Linked DNA regions of Homo sapiens: region 1 is linked to region 2. The links are chromatin contacts, found by Hi-C or POLR2A ChIA-PET in ENCODE. All regions are on one chromosome and are shown on one strand. The core of a region is the stretch at or near the end of the contact, and the rest is flanking DNA. Distances in the headings are between cores, read along the strand shown. Region 1 overlaps PUS10 (pseudouridine synthase 10). Region 2 overlaps PUS10 (pseudouridine synthase 10).

Region 1 (6,889 bases), core at 2,002-4,501, 39 kb before region 2:
GGCATGTACAATCAGAAGTCCAACTATCAAAGAGTCAAAGCAGATATTGAAGAGATCTAATAACTCGTTATTGGGGTGCTGGCACAAGAAGCCCAACAGATAAAGCACCCAGTCCCCGAGGTCACTGTGGCATGCAGCAAGGAGGAACAAATCACATTCCTGTGAGGAGGAAGCCACAGTCAAGCAGGACTAGAAGCAAGCCTAATTCTAAAGACCACCACAATACTATAATGTATATTGGATTCAGGATTGCAGTTGGCAGGTTATTCAGACACATATTTAAATGCTTAAAGATGCATCTCTTTATGGCATTGCCTTTTCCTTGGCCTGAACCCAGCTAAGTATAATGGAGGAGGAAGCAAGGAAGAAAAGAAGTTGCTGTGGCTCATCTAGCAGTGTAGGTAATTGAGGGAGATCAGGTGCATTCAGAACATGAGGTAGCCTCAAAGATTTGAAGTTTCTTTTAAAAATGTGTATGGTCTTATTCTTGTGAATTGTCACATTTGGCCTCTTTAAAATTTACAATAAGAAATGGTAATGTAACAGAATAAAAAAAAATACAAGATGAAACACATCCTTTTTCTTTAAAATGATTTCCCTGTGAAATTGAACGTATTAGCACATTGCTACCTTCTAACTGTAGAGATCTTTATTAAACTATTTTTCCTCCATTAATTTTTAGGACCGTGTGGCGTAGTTAAGTTGCTGAAAAGGGGAACTTCTAATTCAGACTCTTGCCTATTTCAGGTCTAGGTTTTTCTTGTTGCGTAGAACTGTCCTTTTTTCTGATACCACCACTGTGTTTTAGACCTAATAATTCTAGCTTACTAAGATATGATTGTTTTTGAAAAATTATTCATAATAATAACAAATATATATGTATGTATGCATATGTATAAAGCAATCATTTATATGTAAAACAGCCACACCACCATAATGTGTAGTTATTTTTTAGGAGGAGCAAGATAAAACCCCTTTCTTAGGAAAACAAGCCACCAACAGTTATTGAATATCTTCATGGCAGAGTGTGTTGCATGTGCTCTTTCATTTAATAATCACAACCCCTTAAAGTAGGTGGTGTTATCATCTCCATTTTACAGATGATGAAATTGAAGCTGAAGGTCACATTGCTGATAAATAGCAGAGCTAGGATTTGAACTCTGATCTATTAAACTCCAAAGTTTACGCTTTTTTTTTGAGACAGAGTTTCACTCTGTCACCCAGGCTGGAGTGCAGTGGTGTGATCTTGGCTTACTGCAATTTCCACCTCCCGGGTTCTAGCGATTCTCCTGCCTCAGGCTCCCAGGTAGCTGGGACTACAGACGCTCGTCACCTTGCCCGGCTGATTTTTTGTATTTTTAGTAGAGACAGGGTTTTGCCTTGTTGGCCAGGCTGGTCTCAAACTCCTGACCTCAGGTGATCCGCCTGCTTCAGCCTCCCAAAATGCTGGGATTATAGGCGTGAGCCACTGCACCCGGCCTTGGTCAGATTTCAAAAGGGTTATTGTCTTTCTGTGTTATAAGTGGGACTTAGCCTAGGTTTTGACTTTAGTATTTTCTTTCTCCAAATGGTCCAGTATCTTCAAGGTTAGGGAAAGGATTCTTGGTAAAAATATGAAACCAGAACTCTCATAATTATTTAACAAGTGTGATCATTTAAAAAGAGTAATGGTAAACCACCAGTTTATTTTGTGATTCTCTAAAATGATAACTCTGGAAATAAAATTTAAATTACAATTTTAGCACTTTCCCATCACATTTATGTTCAGGTTTTGTTATCAGATGACTGGAATAGGTGCAAAGATGTTTTGAGTCAAATATTTTATTACAGCACCTATCTTAAAATTCAGGAATTTCAAGTCATTTTTGTGAGGAGCTATTTTTGACTTCCTTTTTTTTTTTTGCTCTGAGGAAGATTGATGCATGTATGTGTGATGATGAATTATGATGGTGAAGTCCCTTAATTGGAGGTGGAAGTCCCAATGAAGTTTTTAGCCACATCCTTTGTCATGGATATGTCCAAATGTCCAAGAAGAGGGGGCTAGGTGGCAAGTGCTACCTTGAAGTCAGACACATCCAAACTCATTGTCAGAAACCTCTTTCTTAAGGAATAGTACTACTACTTTCTTCCCTCCAAGCAGAAGGAAGGACCAGCAAAATAGTCTTTGGCCAGGTTTGTCAGTTACGAAGTGTCGATCTGGCCGGGCGCGGTGGCTCACGCCTGTAATCCCAGCACTGTGGGAGGCCGAGGCAGGCAGATCACGAGGTCAGGAGATCGAGACCATCCTGGCTAACAGGGTGAAACCCCATCTCTACTAAAAATACAAAAAATTTGCCAGGCTTGGTGGCAGGCGCCTGTAGTCCCAGCTACTCGGGAGGCTGAGAAAGGAGAATGGCGTGAACATGGGAGGCGGAACTTGCAGTGAGCCGAGATCGCGCCACTGCACTCCAGACTGGGCAACAGAGCAAGACTCCATCTCAAAAAAAAAAGTGTCAATCAATTGCAGTGCTACAGCTGCTCCTCCTTTTTAAAATTAGGTTTTACTGCTCCAAATATTGAAAGTTATTTTTACAAATCTTCCCTTTTAAATAAAACTGAATATATTTTTCCTCACTGATATTAATACAGGATCAATACTAGTGGAATCTGTTTTCTAGACTAGATACCATTCAAGGCCCCAGGTGGAAATGTTTAGCTGGGAATTTTGTCTTAAAAAACTGAGTATCTTTCTCCTTGCCATTATGTTTATTATGCAAAGTTATCCAGTTTTTCTTAATGTAATACATATTTTCCAGTCAATTTGGACCTTTCTTTTTTTCTTTTTTTTTTTGAGACAGAGTCTCACCCTGTCTCCCAGGCTGGAGTGCAGTGGCATGATCTCAGCTCACTGCAACGTCCACCTCACGGGTTCAAGTGATTCTTCTGCCTCAGCCTGTCAAGTAGCGGGGACTGCAGCCATGTGCCGCCACACCTGGCTAATTTTTTTGTATTCTTAGTAGAGATGGGGTTTCACCATGTTGGCCAGGATGGTGTCAATCTCCTGACCTTGTGGTCTGCCTGCCTCAGCCTTCCAAAGTCCTCGGATTACAGGTGTGAGCCACTGCGCCTGGCCTGGACACTTTCATAATTTATAAAACTCTGATGTAAAAAACCCTAGTTGAGCACTGGATTGACATTTCACAGGGCTACTTCCTTTTTATTGTGTGTAGCTTTTGGTTTCACAATTAGTGCGTCAGAGATCAGCTGGATATATGGCAGTCTCCAGAGCCAGGGCAAGAGTGCTCAGCACGTACTTGCAGAGGGCTAGTTTTTTATCTTTAAAAATTAAATCCATGGCAAATTAAAGAGCCATATATCGTATTCATTAAATTATAATTTGAAAGCTACTTGTGTAAGTAAATGTTGCGGTATCGAGTATGATCAAAACCTTTGATTCTTTTTTCTGGTGGAATCTAAGTTTCTCTCTAAACTGGTTGTTAAAATGTTATTGCCAGTAGCTGAGTAAAGATAATGTGAGGGGAACTAACTTGTGTGGGGAAAAAATAAAATGGATTTTATTTAAATGTGGTCATGAGCCATATAAAAGGAAATGAAATAATAAAATAGATGCAAAGGTATTAACATAAATAGCCCTTTTAGTCTTATATTAAGAAGCATAATATGAAGTGATTTCTATTTAGAATTTAGTTCACATCCAGGATTTAAATTTTCTGTGAGGCTGGGGTGTTATGATGTGTATTGATTATCTGATATTCCTTTAGTATTATCACTAGAAATTCATATTAGAAATCGTGAGTTGGTGATTTTAGTGAGACTTTCATATTCTGAAAGCATCACAGAAATTCATGACCTGTTGTGGAGTGGGCATGTGCACTCATGCCCTATTGAGTAAATCAGTAGCTAGTCATGAATGCTAAATTTGTATTCCAAAACATTTTTTTTTAAATGTAGACATGTATTAAGGTACTTCTGGCTGCGTATAGTGGCTTATGCCTATAATCCCAGCACTTTGGGAGGCTAAGACAGGGGAATCACTTGAGGCTAGAAGTTCACGACCAGCTTGGTCAACATGGCGAAAACCCGTCTCTACTAAAAATGTAATGTAAAAATTAGCTGGGTGTGGTGGCAGGCACCTGTAGTCCCAGCTACTTGGAAGCTGAGGCAGGAGAATCGCTTGAACCCAGGAAGTGGAGGTTGCAGTTAGCTGAGATCGCACCACTATACTCCAGCCTGGGTGACAGAGCGAAACCCTGTCTCAAAAAAAAAAAAAAAAAGTGCTTCTGTTGAGTAACATTCAATCTGCAACTTGTTTCTTAGGTGGCATGCAGCAACTGATATTTCAGTTACTGCTTTATTGGTCTGGCCCCAGGGAGGTGTCCCCTACCACGTTAAATTGGAGGTCATATGGTCTGTGCACAATGACTTTTCCCCTCCAATTTTCGTAATATTTATTTCTTTTTCTTGCTTTGTTGCATTGGCTAAGATCGCTAGTACATTGTTAAACAGAATTAGGGATAATGAGAATTCTTTTGGATTATTTTTCTGTTTGAATTCTACCCCCTCACACATATCATTATCTTAGAAGTTATGCATTTACAGTTTTTCCTTTACTCTTAAAAGTACTAATTAAATTGGTACTCCCATTTCTACAAAAAATAAAAAATTAGCTGGACATGGTGGTGCATGCCTGTAGTCCCAGCTATTCAAGAGGCTGAGATAGGAGGATTGTTTGAGCCCAGGAAGTTGAGGCTGCAGTGAGCCAAGATTGAGCCATTGCACTCCATCCTGGATGACAGAGTGAGACTCTCTCTCTCAAATAAAAATAAATACTTTTATCTTTCCCAGAGAATGCAAAGACCTTGGAATACTTGGATTCCTTGTATCTCTTAATTTACATTTCATTGTGTGTGTTTTAATTTGACACATGTTTAAATCTCATGTGACATTATTTTATACAAGTAATATTCTATACAATCAGTCAATATTCACAGATTTACCTACATATTCATCTTGTGTATTACCCTTTATTTCAGCTGTCATCTGGGATTATATTCTTCTGCATGAAGAATATCCTTTAGTTTAGTTTTTGTTTTTTAAAGTATAGGTCAGGCCAGGTGCAGGGACTCATGCCTGTAATCCCAGCATTTTAGGAGACTGAGGCAGGAGGATTGCCTGAGCCCAGGAGTTTGAGACCAGCCTGGGCAACATAGAGAGACTCCGTCTCTACAAAAAAATAAAATGTTAGGCCAGGCATGGTTGTTCACACCTGTAATTTCAGCACTTTAGGGGGCCAACTCAGGATCATTTGAGCCCAGGAGTTCAAGACCAGCCTGGGCAGCATAACAAGACCTCATGTCAACAAAAAATGAAGAAAGTTATCTGGGCTTGGTGGTGTGCACCTGTAGTCCCAGCTACTCAGGAGGCTGAGGTGGGAGGATTGCTTGAACCCAGACGTGGAGGCTGCAGTGAGCTGAGATTATGCCACTGCACTCCAGCCTGGACAACAGAGTGAGACCCTGTCTCAAAAGAAAAGAAAAGAAAAGAAAATTTGGACATTGATTATGAAAAATATAATTTGAAACTAAAATAATGTTCTCCTCCAGAGAGGATTTTTGTTTTCTTCTGAGTTCTAGCTAGGGGCATTAGCAATTCTGAATTACCTTAATCCAGCCACAGGGATTGCAATTACCTTAATCCAGCTACAGGGATTGCAGTGATTTGAAGTTGATCTTTAACACCTTTAAGGACTGTTCTCGTCCCCATTTACCCCTGCTTCTAGGGTGTCATGCTTCATGGTTTCAGCCAAAACATAGGGCTTATCAGGATTCCCTCTCTCTCTTCTGACAACAGATGCCCCTTAGGGAAAAGCTGCTCAAAACACCTGGCTCATCTTTGGTTCCCTTCTTCTGAATTTTGGCCCTGTAACTCTTCACTACCTTGTTAACTTTCTGATGTCTTCATGCAATTTTTTTTTAGTTGTCCAGCTTTTCTAGTTGTCCTCAGGAGGGTTGATCCACTATTAACAAATTTTCTCAACTTTGTTTTCCAATCTTGTTTAGCTTTTCATAAATAGTAATACTATGTTTTTAATTCCAAGACCTTTTCTGTTTTCTAGGTTTTTTTTCCCGTGCGTGCGTGTGAGTATGTGTATGGGTGTTTTAGAAAAATAGGATCCTATTCTTGTTAAACACAATATTTTATCTTTCTGAGAATATCAATATGTGTTGCTATTGTGTAATTTTTTTGTCTCTAGTTTCTTAAAGTTACTTTTTTCAGTTTATTTTGGTACCTTCTATGTCAAGTTGCCTGCTTATTGTTGGTGAGTTGGTCATATTGAAGAGTACAGAATAAGAAGCAGTTGAGCCTGGGCGTGGTGGCTCATGCCTGTAATCTTAGCACTTTGGGAGGCCGAGGCGGATGGATCACTTTAAGTCAGGAGTTCGAGACCAGCCTGGCCAACATGGTGAAAGCCCATCTCTACTAAAAATATATTTTTAAAAATTAGCCGGGCATGGTGGTGGGTGCCTGTAGTCCCAGCTACTTGGGAGGCTGAGGCAGGAGAATAGCTTGAGCTCAGGAGGAGGAGGTTGCAGTGAGCTGAGATTGCACTTGGGCAACAAGAGTGAAACTCTGTCTCAGAAAAAAAAAAAGAATAAGCAGTTGGAAGCTAGATATGTGAATAAAGAGGGAAGATTCACTGTGAGCTTTACCGAATACTGAGCTATCTGTCTTCATTTAGGTCTTGGGCAGGTGACATTTCTTTATAGAGATGCAGTCTCCTATCTAGCAATCTGCCAAGGTCCAAAAACGGGTGGGGCCTGGGGTTATGTGTGTATGTCATCATCTTTCTGCCTATGTTTACTCAGTGAAGTATTAATGCCCTTAAATG
Region 2 (7,080 bases), core at 717-3,216:
TAGTGGTTCACAGACTCCTACATCCTGCCTGGCCTAGTTCTATATCTAAAAAAGTTGTTGTGTAAGCCCCTTACATTTTTTTTTTTTTTAATTTTCTCCTTCCAATATTTGCAGCTTTTAGTCCGTGACGATCAACTTATCGCAGAGCATACGCTGGTTCTGTCATGGTCCCAGCTTTGGTTTCATGACATGTATAATCATATATAATGAATTTGCTTCTTAGAGTCAAACCTTTTTTTCCCTCCTTTTCCTTTCATGGTGTTTAATTCTTAAATAATGACTGTTTTTGCTTTGTTCTAAGGAAAGAAAGAAAGATTATAGAGTTTTCACCATACGCTTATGGCCAGAGGGGTGGTGGGCTCTTCTTCCAAACAGGACTCTGCCTTGGCGTTCCCATGGGATGGTAGTTAAGGTTGGATTTTAACGTCAGAAACACCTAGCTCTGCCATTTACTTGTGTGACCTTGGGAACATTACCTAACTTTTCTGAAGCTTGGTGTTCTTTTATTTTATACCTACTTTATAAGGTTATAATAAGGATTAAATAGTACATGGTCCAGGTGCAGTGGCTCACACCTATAATCCCGGTGCTTTGGTAGGCCAAAGCAGGAGAATAGCTTGAATTCAGGAGTTAAAGACCAGTCTGGGCAACAAAGCAAGACCTCATCTCTACAAAAATTTAAAAATTAGCCAGGTGTGCTGGTGTGCACTTGTGATCCCAGCTACTTGGGAGGCTGAGACAAGAGGATTGATTGGGCCCAGGAGTTTGAGGCTGCAGTGGGCCATGATCACGCTGCTGCACTCCAGCCTGGGTGACAGAGTAAGATCTCATTTCTAAAAATAAATAAATAAATAAATAAAATTTAAATTATATATATAACATTTTTAGTCCAATGCCTGGCATATAATAAGTTCTCAATAAATGGTGTTTACTATTAGCATTACTATTTTTAGTAGAGATTGACATTAGAGGTGGGATGATGACTCTCCCTGGGGATTCTCCTATAGATTGTTCAAGACCTTCAGTTGGGTTTCTAGCAAAGGTTGGGAATGAATATCTTAGAGCTATGATGTCTCTAATTTTTTTTTCTTTATCTGCTTTTCAAAGGTTTTAATTTTTCATCCTCTGGAAGAGAAGATGTAGATGTGAGAACATTAGGAAATGGTAAGACTGCAACAGCATCACCTGATTAGAACTAACTTTCTGATTATCATCCTTTCTAGACAGCAGGCTTAGCATAGTCACTCAGTGAAAAACAAAGTGAGCAAGGCCCAGAGCTTCTCCAAGGGAGGAAGCTTTGTGGATTATGGAGGCCCCTTTATGAATTATATGAAATACACCTTAACAGGAATCATTTCTTCAGAGGCCATCCTGATTGCATACCTATAGGTTATAAGGGACTTGCATGTGCATTAACAAAGAGGTGCTTGATTTTTTTTCCAAAAGTTTGATTATTAATTTTTTCATTTAATAACATTTCAGAAGGACCAGTACAGTTTTCAGAATGTACATCTTCATTTAAAAAGTGATTCTGCTGTCTTAACCTTCATGTCTCTCATTTTACCCTATTGCATTACCAGAAAGATGATGACATTTAATCCTGAACTGTTTGAGGCTTATAGTTCCTTCCTCTCATGGAACCAAAGCTTTTCCATTTCACTAGTGGATCAGGCTAGAAGGATGGATTTCAACAGGGCATTGCTGCATGTGACAACTTTACATTAGTGTAACTAAGTTAATTAGTGGTTATTTAAACTGTGTTTTGTAATTAACACAGGCTTGTTCATGGGCCTTTGGGGAAGCAGTCATTTTCACATATTGCCTGTGCTGGGGTTTAGCAGCCCTGCAAAAAGCCCCTTGATTCTTCTCACACATTCTTCCCTCCCTCAGATGTAGTCATGTCACTAAACTTTCAGTCCTCTAGAGCTCAACCCACTTTTCACACCTCCTAACCCTCTTGCATTAGCCCAAATGTTAACTCCATCAACACGTTTCTGTTTCATGACGGGGTGTGTGCTGCCAGGAAGGCCCTTTGCAATTGAGCTGGTGAATCCTCATAGAGTACATTTCACTTCACAAGAAATTAAGGAACTTCAGCAGGTAAACCACTTCATGCCATGGAAATCGTCATGTTTCTGCAATTCTGTAACTGAGCTAGACTTGCTAATTGTTTTTCTTTTTCTGCTACTACAGAAAATTAATAACTCATCTAACAAAATCCAAGTACGTGACTTGCAGCTTGTCACAAGGTAAGAGTAGGCTCATTGGAGATGATTTCAAAAGGGACGTTTTAGTTGCAGGTCACATATCTTGATAAGGGAATTGCATCCAGAATATATAAAGAACTCTTAACAACACAACTACAAATGGGGAAATGATTAAGTAGACATTTCTCCAAGGAGGATATAGGAATAGCCAATTAACATATGAAAAAATGCTCAACATAATTAGTCATTGGGGAAATGCAAATCTTAACCACTTCTAGATATTATATATACAAGAGAAATGAAAACAAACATCCACACAAAGACTTGTACATGAATATTTATAATAGCATTATTCACAATAGCAAAGAAGTGGAAAACTACCCAAGTGTCTATGAATAAACAAAATGTGATATATCCATACAATGGAATATTATTTGGTAATGAAAAGGAATGAAGTCCTGACACATGCTGCAAGCTGGGTGAGCCTTGAAAACATTATGAAATGAAAGGAGCCAGTCACCAAGCACCACGTACTGTATGATTTCATTATGTGAAATGTTCAGAATAGGTAAATCTATAGAGATACAAAGTCAGTTAATGGTTGTCTAGGGCTGGGGGAGAATAATAATGAGAAGTGACACTAATGGGTACAAAGTTTCTTTTTCAGGGTGATGAAAGTATTCTAAAACTAGATTGTGGTAATAGCTGCACAACTCTGAAAACATACTAAAAATCATTGAATTGTACAGTTAAAACTGGGAAATTATATGTAAACTGTTTTTAAAGAAAGGCTAATTCAGGGCAAGGTTTTTTTGTATTTTGTTTATTTGGACAAACTTCTAAAAATTGTTTTTGTTTAGAGAGGCAATAGGACATATGAAAGAAGGTGAAGAAGAAAAGACAAAGACCTACAGTGCCTTAATTTGGACAAATAAAGCGATACAGAAGAAAGACATTGAATTCCTAAATGACATAAAGGTAGTTTAAGTGTGCTTATTCTTTTTATTTCATTTTTCTGTTGCCTATCAAAGATCCCATTGTCTTCTAATTTATTACTAGCAAGTCACAGGGCATGGGCTTTGGGGTCAGCAAGACCTGGGTTCCAAGCCTGGTTCTGCCACTGACTAGCTGAAGGACTGGGCAGTTCATCTAACCCCCTGGAGCGGCAGCGTGGCCAGTGGGGAAGACCCCCACTCTGAAGACAGTTTGCCTGGGTGCAAATGCTGGATCTGCATTTCTGAGCTGTGTGACTTTGGACAAGTTACTTAACCTCTTTCTGCTTCAATTTCTTCATCTATAAAATTAGTTAAAATAATTAAATGAGTTTAATTAGATAAAGCACTTAGAACAGTACCTGGCACATAGGAAACACTTGGCAATGCTATTATTATCTTTGGTCATTTGTCAAAAATAAATATAAAATAGCACTTATCTAATAGAACTGATGCTGAGATTAAATACATGAATAAAACACATGACAATATATGTAAAGCACATGCATTTTGCCACATGTGACATTTTCCTATACCTGAGCATGTCATGGTAGAGTGCCTGTTCATGTGCATACTTCTTGCCATCTGCCCCCACCTCTTCTTATAAAAATAGTTTACTTTCTTTTTTTCTTTTTTTTTTTTTTTTTTGAGACAGAGTCTTGCTCTTGTCGCCCAGGCTGGAGTGCAATGGCACAATCTCAGCTCACTGCAACCTCCGCCTCCTGGGTTCAAGCGATTCTCCTGCCTCAGCCTCCTGGGTAGCGGAGATTATAGGCGCCCACCACCACACCTGGTTAATTTTTGTATTTTTAGTAGAGATGGGGTTTTGCCATGTTGGCCTGGCTGGTCTCAAACTCCTGACCTTGTCATCCGCCTGCCCCAGCCTCCCAAAGTGCTGGGACTACAGGCATGAGGCACCGTGCCCGGCCAAAAATAGTTTACTTTCAAATGCAAGGAATGAGCATACATGGGCACAGAGATGCATATAGTTACCACATTGTTTAAATAGGCAATATTTTGCAACAACCTAGATGACCTACTAGAAGGAACTGGTTTAATATTAATGGCTTATCTGTATAATGGACCACTACTATTCAGCCATTGAAAATTATGTGGTAGATAAATATTTATTGACACAGGAAAAGGTTTCTGGTAAGTGCTAAGGAAAAAAATAAAAGTATAGACTCTATAGAGGATGATATGTTTTAATTTAAGCCAGTGGTTCCCAACCCCCTGGTGGTACCAGCTGGTGACCTGTTAGGAATCTAGCCACATAGCAGAAAATGAGCAGCAGATGAGACAGCAAAGCTTCATCTATATTTACAGCTGCTCCCTATCACTCACATTACCACCTGAGCTCTGTCTTCTGTTCCCTCAGTGGTGGCATTAGATTCTTATAAAAGCACGAACCCTCGTGGAAATGACACGTGCGAGGGATCTAGGTTGCATGCTCCTTATGAAAATCTAATGCCTGATGATCCGTCACTGGGTCCCTCATCATCCCCAGATTGGACCCTCTAGTTGCAGGAAAACAAGCTCAGGGCTCCCACTGAATCTACATTATGGTGAGCTGTAAAATTATTTCATTATATATTACAGTGTAATAATGATAGAAATAAAGTGCACAATAAATGTAATGAGCTTGAATCATCCCAAAACCATCCCCTCCTTCCTCAGTTCATGGAAAAATTGTCTTCCCAGAAACTGGTCCCTGGTGCCAAAAAGGTTGGGGACTGCTGATTTAAGCACACACAAACGCATATATATGTATATGTATACACATATAGAGGATTGTGTAGAAAACAAATTGTATGGCAAAAGATACGATAAATAGGATTTATACTTATCATGAAAAATATGAACACAGAACAAATAAAAATAGACAAAGGATATGAACCAGTTAGCTGCAAAAAGAACAGTGGCCAAGAATCATTTGAAAAGGTTGACGTAACACTAAGACATCACTTTATTCCCCTTAGACTAATAATACCTATCAGTGGGTTGGAGTGGAGGAGAGTTCTCAGTAGAAATGTAGTATTTCAGCCTTTTTCAAAAACAACATGGTAATGACTGCAAAAATTTAAAATATACTGAACTGTCCTGTAGAAATAAAACTCCAGTGCATAAGAATATGTACATGGTGTTTAAGGGCTTTAAGTGGCAAAATCAACAACAAAAAGACTGGGAACAAAATCAGCGTCCCTCAATAAGGAAATGGTAGAGTAAACTGGGATATTATACAGCTATTAAAAAAAACAAAATCAGGCCGGGCATGGTGGCTTACACCTGTAATCCCAGCACTTCAGGAGGCTGAGGTGGTTGGATCACTTGAGGCCAGGAGTTTGAGACCAGCCTGGCCTACATGGTGAAACCCCGTATCTACTGAAAATACAAAAAATTAGCCAGGTGTGGTGGCGCATGCCTGTAGTCCCAGCTACTTGGGAAGATGAGGCATGAGAATAGCTTGAACCCAGAGGTCAGAGGTTGCAGTGAGCTGAGATCGCGCCACAGCACTCCAGCCTGGGGGACAGAGTGAGACTCTGTCTCAAAACAAAAGCAAAAACAAAACCCAGCATATGACCCTATTTAATTTACATGTTAGTATGTACATATGTGCCTAAAAATGCTGGGAAAAAAGATAGACGTATGTCTATATCTATGACTCATAGGAGCACTTATGACATGAGAAAAAAAGCAAAGTGCAGAATAATGTTTATAGTGTGAATATTTTGGTAAAAACACACAAATCATTCACCTGCTTAAAGAAAGTCATTTATAAAATGAGGAGATGGACTAGATCATCTCCAATGGCCTCTCCAGTTCTTAGATCTGTGATTCTATAGCTAAGACCCTTTGGCTTTTGGCCATACTATGTAAGGTTCTTTGGATGGTAGTTATAATATAGACAGATATCTTTAAGATTGCAAAATGAATTTTTAAATTTCTTTATGCCTTTCACATGGGTCGTACAAGTCATTGAGAATGCCATGGGAAAAATAAACTCATTAAAAAAATAGGTTCATAGTTTGAGGGTAGCCATAGAGATAATTCAGAAACAATGCTGAGGCCAGGGGCAGTGGCTCACGTCTGTAATCCCAACACTTTGGGAAGCCAAGGCAGGAGGATTGCTTGAGCCCAGGAGGTCGAGGCCACAGTGAGCCATCATGGCGCCATTGCACTCCAGCCTGGGCTGAAAGATGATTTTCATAGGTACAGACTAAGTGGTGAAAGGGTCTTTTTTAATGGTCCATAGCCTAAGTAGACTGATGCAACTAGTTGATTTCAAATAATGTTTTTAGTTTTCCAGTTGGCATAAAAATTATAAAAACTGACTAAATTCCCCATTCTGAGAAAAAGTCATTTCAAATTTACTACTTATCCCCTCTTCAGGAGCATCTTATTTCTAAAAAAAAAAACAAAAACAAGCGTATGTGTGTGTTTGTGTGCTTCTGAAAGCTCAGCAGTATGGGAGCAGCGGAGTGCAATGTTAGAATAAATGAAGTGGTTTCCTTTTGTCAACTAAAAACAAACAAACCAAAAAAGACATGTGGCTCGTGGTATTTCCATTGACCAACTGTCTCATGGTCAAAGTACTGGGAATAACTCTAAAGGTAAAGGAAGCAGGGGAGAGGACTCCATAGATAGTTGTTAATTTAAAGGCCTGCTGTTTCTCTAAAGTGGAAGCCATGTCTTTATAGATTTCTTCACAGTTCAGCCTTATCCTTTATTTATGTATTTTTTTTTTGTCTCTTTGACCAGAGAAAAATCAGATCTTATGGAGACAGCTTATCTCATCAGGACAAAGTGTTTCTATAATAAAATCAAAGAATCATAAAAACCACAGAGTTAGGAGGAGCCATTGACTCACCACTTTGGTAAAA

Evidence for each region. A loop is a pair of places that touch in the nucleus more often than their neighbours do. ChIA-PET counts read pairs that join two places held with the same protein, here RNA polymerase II (POLR2A). Pooled maps may share reads with other maps.
Region 1: a map of natural killer cell shows a loop between it and region 2 (4-fold over the local background). The contact joins two enhancer-like sites. A Hi-C loop is called at or near these places in 4 of 168 maps with a recorded cell type or tissue (B cell, GM12878, naive thymus-derived CD4-positive, alpha-beta T cell and 1 more), 13 of 37 single-sample maps with no recorded cell type and 10 of 50 pooled maps. POLR2A ChIA-PET finds 5 or more read pairs at or near these places in 17 of 52 experiments (A549, B cell, BJ and 13 more).

Annotation. Positions count from the first base shown.
Region 1 is chr2:60,989,398-60,996,286 of GRCh38, reverse strand. The region is part of intron 4 of PUS10 (pseudouridine synthase 10); the gene reads left to right. Among named protein-coding and RNA genes, the nearest start is that of PEX13, 25 kb to the left of the region's middle. RefSeq lists an enhancer at 2,992-3,341. Within about 2 kb of position 3,251, at least 5 of the 41 ENCODE cell types and tissues checked have a DNase peak (open chromatin) inside an H3K27ac peak, as active enhancers do; they include CD8-positive, alpha-beta T cell and natural killer cell, where a contact is called at or near this core.
Region 2 is chr2:60,949,102-60,956,181 of GRCh38, reverse strand. It overlaps PUS10 (pseudouridine synthase 10), which reads left to right. Exons shown (of 18, transcript NM_144709.4): 12 at 1,108-1,164; 13 at 2,024-2,100; 14 at 2,194-2,249; 15 at 3,068-3,185. Among named protein-coding and RNA genes, the nearest start is that of PEX13, 65 kb to the left of the region's middle. Within about 2 kb of position 1,966, at least 2 of the 41 ENCODE cell types and tissues checked have a DNase peak (open chromatin) inside an H3K27ac peak, as active enhancers do; they include CD8-positive, alpha-beta T cell and natural killer cell, where a contact is called at or near this core.